Linked DNA regions of Mus musculus: region 2 is linked to region 1. A link is a loop called in an ENCODE intact Hi-C map of the cell type or tissue named here. Cell type or tissue: left cerebral cortex. All regions are shown on one strand. Each heading gives the region's core, and the rest is flanking DNA. Links, peaks and the distances in the headings are about the cores only.

The links. Peaks named below come from ENCODE experiments on the same cell type or tissue, not always from the same donor. Only the 100,000 strongest peaks of a DNase experiment are listed, where the experiment ranks them.
Region 2: it touches region 1 in a loop (3-fold over the local background); 2 of 42 quality-filtered maps call a loop at or near these places.

Annotation. Positions count from the first base shown.
Region 1 is chr7:35,296,509-35,301,883 of GRCm38, reverse strand. Gpatch1 (G patch domain containing 1) reads left to right here. Exons shown (of 20, transcript NM_026181.1): 8 at 159-306; 9 at 2,584-2,663; 10 at 4,196-4,400. Among named protein-coding and RNA genes, the nearest start is that of Gpatch1, 19 kb to the left of the region's middle. In left cerebral cortex, for the core only: a CTCF peak has its summit at 3,813 (motif pointing left); DNase peaks (open chromatin) are centred at 2,069 and 2,394; H3K27ac peaks cover 1,301 bases.
Region 2 is chr7:35,414,840-35,420,214 of GRCm38, reverse strand. Cep89 (centrosomal protein 89) reads right to left here. Exons shown (of 19, transcript NM_028120.3): 7 at 3,756-3,798; 8 at 2,355-2,573; 9 at 1,854-1,996. It overlaps Gm42378 (a long non-coding RNA gene), which reads left to right. Exons shown (of 4, transcript XR_881963.3): 4 at 4,257-5,201. Among named protein-coding and RNA genes, the nearest start is that of Cep89, 20 kb to the right of the region's middle. In left cerebral cortex, for the core only: no CTCF peak of the experiment used is centred there; no DNase peak of the experiment used is centred there.

The DNA of each region.
Region 1 (5,375 bases), core at 145-5,144:
AGACCTGACTCTCTAACCTCGGGTTCCCCCCTGCTTCCCTCTCAGCGATCTGCAAGAGCATTTGTGTCTGCTGGGTACTTAACTTAGTACAGCTTAGCCCTGCAATGCAGACGGGCCCTCCAGCCTGGGAGCTCTGTTTGAAACCTTGTGTTTTGCAGGCTTTTGGTGTAGGTGCCCTGGAAGAGGAAGATGATGACATCTACGCCACAGAAACTCTATCCAAGTATGACACTGTGCTGAAGGACGAGGAGCCTGGAGATGGCCTCTATGGCTGGACAGCTCCCAAACAATACAAAAATCAGAAAGGTACTTCTTGGCAGCCCAGATGGTAGGACTCGTCAGGGTCTTGGGAAGAAGGGGGCACAGGCTCTGTAGAGGAGAGGGTTATCCATGATGCAGGATGTGGGGCTGAGAAATTGTTCAGTGGTTAAAGCTACTGGATGCTCTTGTAAGGACCTGGGTTTGGTTCCCAGAACCCACATGGTGGCTCACAACCATCTGTAACTTCAGTTGCAGGGCATCTCCTGCCCCCTCTGGCCTTTATAGGCCTCAGGCATACACATGGTACATATACATACATTTAGGCAAAATACCTATAAACATCAAACAAAAAAAGAGATAACCAAAAAATATGCAGGGTAAGAAACAATATAAACTGATATAATGGCTTGTTCTTATAATTCTAGCACTTGGACAGCTGAGGCAGGAGGACTGCTGTGAGTTTGAGGCCTGCCTTGCAGTGTATAGGACATAAGGAAGAAATAGGGTTTGAGGCAGAAGTGAAGATGGGATGTACTAGGGAGCTGGAGAGGCTTGGGGCCAGGAGGGGAGTGACTGTGGCCTGGTGCCATGCTGTGGTCAGACAGCAGTGGGGGCTCAGAGTTCAGGGAACTGGAAGATTGAGCCAATTTAAACAGCAGGCTAGAAGACCAGGTTTGGGGACAGGTGACAGTGCCAACAGCCTGTAGCACAACAGAACTCAGCTAACCTGCCTCCTACCCCTGAGGCCTCAATAGGCTCTTGTGTGCAATCAAACATGGTTGTTCACCTAACCTTTTTTCTTTTTTTGGAGTTAAGGTTTAACTGTAGAGCCCAGGCTAGTCTCAAAGTTGTGCTTTGTCTGCCTCTACCTCCCAGGTACTAGAATTACAGATGTGATTATTATAAATATTGGTGTCTTTCAACATAACTTAAATCTCCAGATAGACTCTGTGGTGACTCAGGTCCTTTGGTTAAACTGCTATTGCAGTCTTGATTTCTAGAAATGGTGCAGGGGACTACCGGGTGGAGAATCGGGACTGTCTAATACAGTCAGTCAGCACAGTGCCCTAGCTTCTGTCACAGTACCCCCAATGCCCAAACCATATACAATTTCACATGTAATAAATTAGAAATGTTATTGTATATGTTATATACCTAATGTATCGATACCGTTGACAATATGTTGCATGATAATTATATAATAATATAAAGTACTAATTACTATGAGCATACTGTAGACACTAATGGAAGGATGAAATTAATAATAGTTATCTTAATTATATCAGTAACCAATATTTAAGTTAGCTAAATTATTAACATCTTACAGTAGTTAGTAGTTTACATATACTCTAGTCTGCTTTCTTTCTGAGACAAATCTTTCTCCTTTCCTGAGAATAGTGCCTCTGCTCTGTTGATGAGTTTGGGATATTTTTGTCTCTTTTTTAATTTGCACACACTCACTGCACATATTTTCTTCTGACTGAGTGAACATGTCATTTCACCAATCTCTGCAACTGACTTTTAGATTTTTTTTTTTCCTTCCAGCAGTTACTGAGGCTGGAATGAATCTTCTGTGTACCCACTCTGTAGAAAGTCCTCCTGCGAATCGAAGGGCCTCTGTCACAGGCTTGCGTCTGCAGTCAGAGAACCATCCCCTGTTCAAGTCAGAGGCGTTGGTCACCCAGTTTCCTTAGTTTGTGGGCTTATCTATCTACTGTTAATGTTTTTGTTTGCCATAACAGTTTGTCCCCGTGAGTTCACAGCTGACCTGGTTGTGTTGCCTAGGAGCCTTATTTGGGCTGTTGCTAAGGAAACTGGGACACAGCCACCCTGGGGCACTGCGCAAGAACTGACCCTTGCAGTTGGGATCTTTCTTTTGACACTCTAGCTGGCTTTTCTTGAGAACTTTCACTCCAAATAATAGCCACCGAGGGTGCTTTGGCGGGGAGGGAGAGGACAGCTTTATGGGGCCATTTTAGATCAAGTTTTTAGATGTTTCTAGTCAGAGTCCTGACGAGGTGACACATCATGGCGGTGGTCTGTGTAGAAGCTGTTTTGCTGAGGTCCTTGCTTGGAAGACAGTGTTGGGTGCTTGTCTCGGGAGGCCAAGGCAGCTGTCTGGGCGGCCGGGCAGTGGAGGGCAGTTTGGGCTGAGCCTCACTGTGTCAACAAAGGGGTGAGAGTTTGAATGCCACTCGGTCCCCAAATGCTCCTTCCCAGTGACCTTACCCAGGGCGCTGTTTATGCTCTGGAAAATAAGAAGCCTCTTGCCTCCCTTAATCACCTCAGCTTCTGGAATTAATCAGTGATGTCATTTTGTAGAACCCGAGAGAGATCTTCGATATGTTGGCAAAATTTTGGAAGGATTTTCCTTGGCTTCTAAACCTTTATCTTCAAAGAAAGTAAGAAAACCTTTCCATTAAAATTATATTGCTTGTTTGGTGCTTATAGTGTTTATTTTAATATTTATATGTTCTTTAATATTTATAATATCATTAACTAATCTGGTATTTCTCTATGAATACTCTTTTTTTTTTTTTAGAAGAAAACTGGGTGTTATAGGACAGGCCCCTTGGTCTTGCAAACTTTATATGACCCAGTACAGGGGAATGCCAGGGCCAAGAAGCGGGAGTGGGTGGGTAGGGGAGCAGGGGAGGGGGGCGGTATAGGGGACTTTGGGGATAGCATTTGAAATGTAAATGAAGAAAATATCTAATAAAAAATAATAAAAAAAAAAAGAAGTAAGTTGGCAGGCTGGAGAGATGACTCAGCAGTTAAAAGCACTGACTGCTCTTCCAGAGGTCCTGAGTTCAATTCCCAGCAACCACGTGGTGGCTCACAACCATCTATAATGGGATCTGATGCCCTCTTCTGGTGTGTCTGACAGCTACAGCATACTCACATACACAAAATAAATAATTCTTTAAAAAAAAAAAAAAAAAAAGTCGGGGCAGGAGCTGGAGAGATGGCTCAGTGGTTAAGAGCACTAACTGCTTAATATTGAGGAGTGGTTTGGATCCCAGTACAGAAATACCTGTAACTCCAGCCCCAAAGGGTTCATGTCCTCATCTGGCCTCTGCAGGCACCTCCACACATGTGCACATTCACTTACCCAACAGACATACTCATTAACAAGATAAAAATATATTTTAAAAAATGAAGGCCTGAGCCGGGCGTGGTGGCGCACTCCTTTAATCCCAGCACTCGGGAGGCAGAGGCAGGCGGATTTCTGAGTTCGAGGCCAGCCTGGTCTACAAAGTGAGCTCCAGGACAGCCAGGGCTATACAGAGAAACCCTGTCTCGAAAAACCAAAACCCCCCCAAAAAAAAAACCAAAACCAAAAAAAAAATGAAGGTCGGATGGTTCACTTTGGAAGTGAAGCATAGCCTGAACATAGAGTTTTGAATTTAAAACTACTTAGTTTTGGGTCGGAGAGATGGCTCAGTGGGTAAGAGCGCTGACTGCTGCTCTTCCAGAAGTCCTGAGTTCAAATCCCAGCGACCACCATGGTGGCTCCCAACTGTAATGGGATCTGGTGCCCTCTTCTGGCCTGTAGGCATATATAGGCATATATTCAGGCAGAACAAAAACTACCTAATTTCAAGTTTGTTATTTTTTTTTTAAAGTCTTGAACAAACATCTGTAACTATTTGTTCTTTCAGTGGGCTGGGTCTGCATGAGGGGCAGAACATGGTCTTATATTTAGTGCTCTCATCGTGGGAAACATACATATTAGCAGTGGTATTGTTTGCCATGTGAGGCTGTTGGGACAGTAGTTCTGGTTTCCCTCAGGGCCAGGCTATCTCAGTGCTGTTCACCTCGAAAGTGAGCCGGGGCTGGGCGTGTCTCAGGACACTAAAATCATGGTTTTCTTTCTTAAGTCTGTGTGATCTTGTAGCCCGGATTTCCTGACTTTTGTCTGTTTCTTGTTAAGATTTACCCGCCCCCTCAGTTGCCCAGAGACTACCGACCGGTGCATTATTTCAGACCTGTGGTCGCCGCAACAGCCGAGAATGCTCACGTACTTCAGGTGTTATCAGAGTCATCTGGGAAAGCAGGGCAGGACGTGGGGACACACAGTAGGCATCAACTCAATGCCTCCAAGCGGGGGGAGTTGCTAGGAGAGATGCCTATTCAAGGTAGGTGTGATGGAAGAGACTGGACTTGTTATGTTTAACCTAATCTTACTCAAGTGGGGAGCTGTGGTTTCCCACTGATGGGGAACCCTAGCAGGCATGTCGTGATTGTAAACAGCGTATAAAAGTGTATACAGACCTTATTCATTATGACTTGGGGAGTTGTTCCTTTTGCCCCACCCACCTTTTAAAGGTCTCATGAAGCCCAGGATTGCCTTAAATTCTCAGTGTAGCCCAGAGTGGTTTTGAACCCTCAGTCCTGCTGCCTCTGCCACACAAGTGCTCAGATCACAGGACTGTGCCACTCACACTTATTTGTTTTCTTTAAAATTTTTTATTTGAGTTTTATTAGAATTTATTAGCCAGGTGTTGGTGGCACAGGTTTTTAATCCCAGCTCTTGAGAGGCAGAGGAAGGCTGATCTCAGTGAGTTTGAGGCCAGCCTGGTCTGCAGAGTGAGTTCCAGAACTTCCAGGGCTACATGGAAAAATCCTGTCTCACCTCACCCCAGTCCCATTTTTTTTTTAAAAATTTACATGTATAAGGGTGTATGTGAATGTGAGTGTGTGTGTGCACATTCATGCTGGCGGGGGCAGAAAAAGGTGTTGCATCCCCTGGGGCTGAAGCTATAAGCAGTTGTGTCCACATCAGTTGTCTACAGAGTGGTATTTACTGAGCCATCTCTCCAGCCCTGCTCCTCCCTCCTTCCCTCCCTCTCTTCCTCCCTCTCTCTCCCTCCCTCCCTCCTTCACTCTTTTCCTCCCTCTCTCTCCCTCCCTCCTTCCCTCCCTCTCTTCTTCCCTCTCTCCCTCCCTCACCCTTTCTTTCTTTCTTTCTTTCTTTCTTTCTTTCTTTCTTTCTTTCTTTCTTTCTTCCTTCCTTCCTTCCTTCCTTCCTTCCTTCCTTCCTTTCTTCTTTTCTTCTTTTCTTCCTTGAGACAAGGTCTCTCTATGTAGTCTTGGTTGTCCTGGAGCTGGCT
Region 2 (5,375 bases), core at 318-5,317, 120 kb before region 1:
GGTCAGCATCACTTAAAAAGAAAGATTAATATCATACAAGTGAAAGAAATCAGTCACAAGAGGCCACTTATAATATAACCGCATTTCTATGAAACGTTCAAAATAGACAAATCCCTAGAATCAGAATGTACATCGGGACAGCTGTGGCAGTGCACGCCTTTAATCCCTCTGTTATCTTACTTAGTAAGAGGCTAAGGGCCTGGACCCTGGAAATACTTGAGTAACAATCTGACGAATTTCTATAACAGTTGTAACTCTAAAGAACAGGCTGAGAATGGAGGCGCTGATGGGGACCATTAAATCTTCTTTTTATGTTTCTTCACTGGCCCATTGGTTTCCAAGGTCTTCACTGCCTTCATTATGGGATGGGATGGGATGGGATGGGATGGAATGGAATAGAGGAGGTGGGTTGATCCCGTGCTATGGCTGTGTCTGGGATGCTGCCATAGCTCATGCTTAAACACTTGGTGACTGGCTGGTGGAGCTATCTGCAGAAGCTGAAGAACTGTATGAGGTGGGGCCCATCTGACAAGACACAGGGCATGGACAGGCCCTGAGCATGGCATGCTAGGCCTGCTCCCAGTCTGGCTCTTGGCTTCCTGGTTTGCAGAGATAAAACAAGTCATGCTGTACTTTGGCAGCATGCTTCCTTGCCACAGTGGGCTGCAGCCCCTGAACCGTGAGCGCAAGTAAATCTATGCTCCCTAAGTTGTTCTTAGCAGGTCTCCTGTCATAGCCATGAGAGGAGAGAGCAATGCTTTTTGGGTTTTTTTTTTGATGGAATAATTATGTCTTTTTAAGAAATGTTTTGGGCTGGAGAGATGGCTCAGTGGTTAAGAGCACTGACTGCTCTCCAAAGGTCCTGAGTTCAATTCCCAGCAACCACATGGTGGCTCACAACCACCCATAATGAGATCTGATGCCCTCTTCTGGTGTGTCTGAAGACAGCTACAGTATGCTTATATATAATAAATAAATAAATGCTTAAAAAAGAGGGAAAGAAAGAAAGAAGGAAGGAAGGAAACAAAGAAAGAAAGAAAGAAAGAAAGAAAGAAAGAAAGAAAGAAAGAAAGAAAGAAAGAGAGAGAGAAATGTTTTTTTTAGCTGGGCATGGTGATACATCTTTACTCCCAGTACTCAGTAGGCAGAGGCAGGCAGATCTCTGAGTTAGGCCAACCTGGTCTACAGAGAGTTCTAGGATTTCCAGATCTACATAAAGAAACCCTGTCTTGAAAAAACAAAAACAAAACAAAACAAACAAACAAAATGATCTTTCTTTAAAGACTTACTTGTATTTTAAATTATGAGTGCCTGTGTGTATGTGCATGAAAGTACTCTCAAGAGGCCCAAAGAGGGTGTCAGAAATCTTTGCCCTGGAGTTACAGGTGATTGGGATCTATCAATGTGGGTGCTGGGAAGAGAACTCTGAAACACCAGCAAGTTAGTACTGTTGAGCCATCTCTCCAGCCCCCTTTCTTTTTCTTAAAGTCAAAGTCTCAATGTATAGCTCAGACCACCCTTGAGCTTACTGTGTAGCCCCAGGCGGGCCTCAGACTCAAGATTCCAAGACTCCTTTGCCTTATCTTGTTAAATACCGGGCTGACAAGCTGTGTGTGTGTGTGTGTGTGTGGGTGGGTGTGTGTGGGTGCGTGTGTGTGTGTGTGTGTGTGTGTGTTTTCTGGGTTTTACTATGTAGACCAGGCTGGCATCAAACCCACAAATAGACCTGCCTCTGTCACCCAAGTGCAGGGATTAAAGGTGTGAACTACCAAGAACATCTCAAGAACCAGAAATCAATTCAACAGTAAAGACTAAAGACAAACAAACTGATTTTCTGGGGTTGGAAACATTACCTCTTCCTCAGACAAAGGCCTGAATTTTGTTTGGTAGCGACTGAGTTCTACGTTCAATCGATGGACAATCATCTTCAGCCCCTCGTTTTCATCCACCAGGTCTTGGCTTTGCTTCCTTAGGCAAAGCAATTCAGGTGTGACTCCTGAAAAACAGCGATGTAATGTTACACTACAATCAATCATATCCGAGTCACCAAGACTTTATATAAACTTCTAGTCAGTTTTTTGTTCCCTTGTAGTAGTGTACTGTATGTATACACACACACACACACACACACACACACACACACACACACGTGTATGTGTGTGTAATAATTTATATAAATAAGTTAAGACATTTAGCCAAAATATTATGGCAGATAAAAAAAATCAAAATTCAATAAGCATAAAGGTACAAATGTAGTCTTAAGTATTACAGCATAAATATCCACATACACATCAATTCTCAAAATAAAAAAAGAGCCCTAATTGTCCCTTAATAATGGTGCCAGGGGGCCGCACCTTCCTGACAGGAAGCCTTTTCCGTCTCCTTCAGCTTCCTGTTGTCTTTTTCCACCAACTTGAGCTTCAGCTGTAAGTCCTTCATTGCCTGTCTCAGAGCGCTCAGTTCACAGCTGAGGGCTTGGTTTGCAGAGTACAGATGCACAGTTTCTTCTTTTAACTCCGCAAACTTTTCTTTGGTTATTTCTGTATATCTTTGATGTATTCTACCAGCTACATCTAAAGGACACAGAGGAAAGCCCACATAATTTTGTAACTAGTTCACATCAAAGAACATTTGACACTTTATTCCACATAATTATGATATAACCAGCTCACATCGAAAACATTTGACACTTTATTCCTAAAGCCATGGAGCAACTAGTTCACATCAGGCCTGAGGCCGTGTCCCTGGTGTCCAAACAGACTGGGTGCCCAGGGGAAGGCACATCAGGCAGCACGTAGAGAGGTGGCAGGGCCAGAGGAAGCAGAAGGGGCTTCTATGCTACATGCTTAGCATCCATTTGCCGATCAGGTAAATCTTCTGGAATAGACTGACTTAGTAACCGACTAGCCCCCACCAATCCTAACACTAGTGACACTTTCAGAGAGCGTCCGAGACAGCAGAGGTTTCCTGGCTTTGCCAGTAACCTGCTCAGTGCAGCTGGTAAAGGCCTGGGTGTACGGCTGTGCTCAGTGACCATAAAAGTTAATATAACTTCTTCCATACTGGAAAATGTCTCTTGGAGTGGCCTGAACCCATGTTCCCAAACCCAGGGCACATAGATGTCTGAGGATCCTACTCCGAACCTCTTGCAAATCACTGTGATGAACAACCTGACTTTAGACAGGGACTGCTCTCAATGGAGGAGCCTGAGAACCAGAAGTTAGGGCAACAGGGCTCTCTTAGAACATAATGAAAATCCCCAAGAAAGAGCCAAAATACAGTTAATCAAAATGAAAGGTAAAATAGTACTTTCAGATGAGTGACGGGAGACATAACAGTCCCAAACTACAAACCCACTCTGAACTCTACAGCCGCTTCCCCAGCTGTAGAGGTCAGCCTGGCAAAGCTCAACCCTCAAGCCGAGCCCTTGTTTGAACACCAACATCCAGGCCTCCAGCACGTCCCACAGGGACACGCCCACCCCCACCCAAGGGCTCAGCACATCCCACAGGGACACCCCCACAAACTCTTGAGCTCTCCCCACAGGCCCACCCTTCACCCCAGGTCCTGGGCTCTCTCCACAAGCCTACCCTCACCCCACTAATAGTAATTGACACCTTCCCAAAGCTAGTCACAGCATCAGACCCCAGAGCCTTCACAGGGAGCTGCCAACTTTCCTTCAGATGACTCTTCTAGGCACTCTGTAAACACTAAGCTGAGCATGCCCATCACAGTGAACCCCAAAAGGCCAGTACCTGGGGAGGGAGGAGGCTTTTCATGCAACCGGACTTTCTCACCCTAGGGAGGAAAAGACGAGTGTGATTATGTGTGAGCACGGCATGCTCACAGTGGACTGGCAGGGACTGGCAGGGACTGACACAGAGGGAGGCTGCAGGTGGAGGGTGGAGCTTCCTCTTCACTTGGCCCTGAGAATCTTTCTTTAGCACCTGGACTTTAACCCTTCCTGTTTTCTTACAACTGAACCCCTGGGGAAGGCTCTCTCCGGGCCTAAGTGTGCAGTGCAGTGACTGTATTTTCACTGAAGGTCTCTTCACTTTGTAACTAAAGCATGTGACGGCCCACTAGGCAGCAAAGCGGGTTCTAACTGCTGAGAAACTAGATCATGGCTGCCTCTCAGTGAGCAGAAGGCTGGGCGCTGCCCTTAGCTCTCCCACTGTGTATGGATGTAGGGTTGCGGTGGCGTTCTGCTGTGAGGTTATAACTCTTCTGAGTAAGCTTTTGTTTTGTTTTCTCAGACAGGATCTGCAGCCTTGACCCAGGAACTTATGATCCTCCTGCTGAGATGAATCCCATCCAGGTGCTGGGAATCCAGGTGTGAGCCACCACATCTGGTGAGACAGGTTTAACTATTAAATTCCTAAAAGGAGAAACTTCAGGGAAGGCTTCTTTCAGTGCTTGCACCTGGGTTATTAAAGCTGCCGATCATTCTAGGAATTCTGGAAGTGATTTCTTACTTTTCATGAGTCATGTCCACAGCTAAACTTTGGAAACTTGAACTTCCTCCAGGTTTATGAGTATTAAGTGAAGCTAGGTGTCAGGGACAAAGGAAACTCTATCTCCTCACATTCTGGCTATTAGACAAAAGGCCAGTTTTCCTCAGGAGCTTGTTAAGTTGGTTCCCCTCTCCCAAAGGAGCCACTTCCTTACCGCTGGCAGAAGGGAAAATGGCTGTCTGTGGTGCCTACTAGCACACCAAAGCACATGCTGGCCGCCAGGCTCCCTCAGTATCTCAAGTACCTAGTTCTTCTCACCTTCCCCTCCCCCAAACTTCCTCCAGCTCAGGGGCTCCCCTCCCCCAGCTACTCATGCTCCCTATAGCCCCGCTAGTTCAGCTACTCTTGGTCTCACACCTGGCCTCCCTCTCTCTTGCTTCTCTTTGTCTTCATCTCTCACTCTCCCCTCTTCTCTCCCCGCCCATGACCAGGTCCAGGCTGTTGGCCATGCTCAGTCTACTGCTCTCGCTCTCTGCTCTGGACTCTTCCAGATGTCCTTGGCTAGACTCTCCTTTCTGGCTACAGTAAAAGCCTTTCCCTTAACCATACCATGGAGCACTCATGTCTTCAGTTCATACGCTACGAATGTAGTTAACCCAAAATGTACTTGCCTAGTAAACACAGGGAGCTCAGCTCAAGACCTCAAAATATTGGGGTGTGTGTGTGTGTGTGTGTGTGTGTGTGTGTGTGTGTTTGTGAGTGTGTATGTGTGCGCATGTTAGTGTGTGTGTGTATATGTATCTGTGTGTGCGTTTGTGTGTGAGTGATGGTAACTCAGGTTTCCACAGCAGCCCCCTCTTACAGAGACTAACAGGAGCCCTGCTGAGACACTATCTATTCAAGTGCCTCCATGACAAGCAT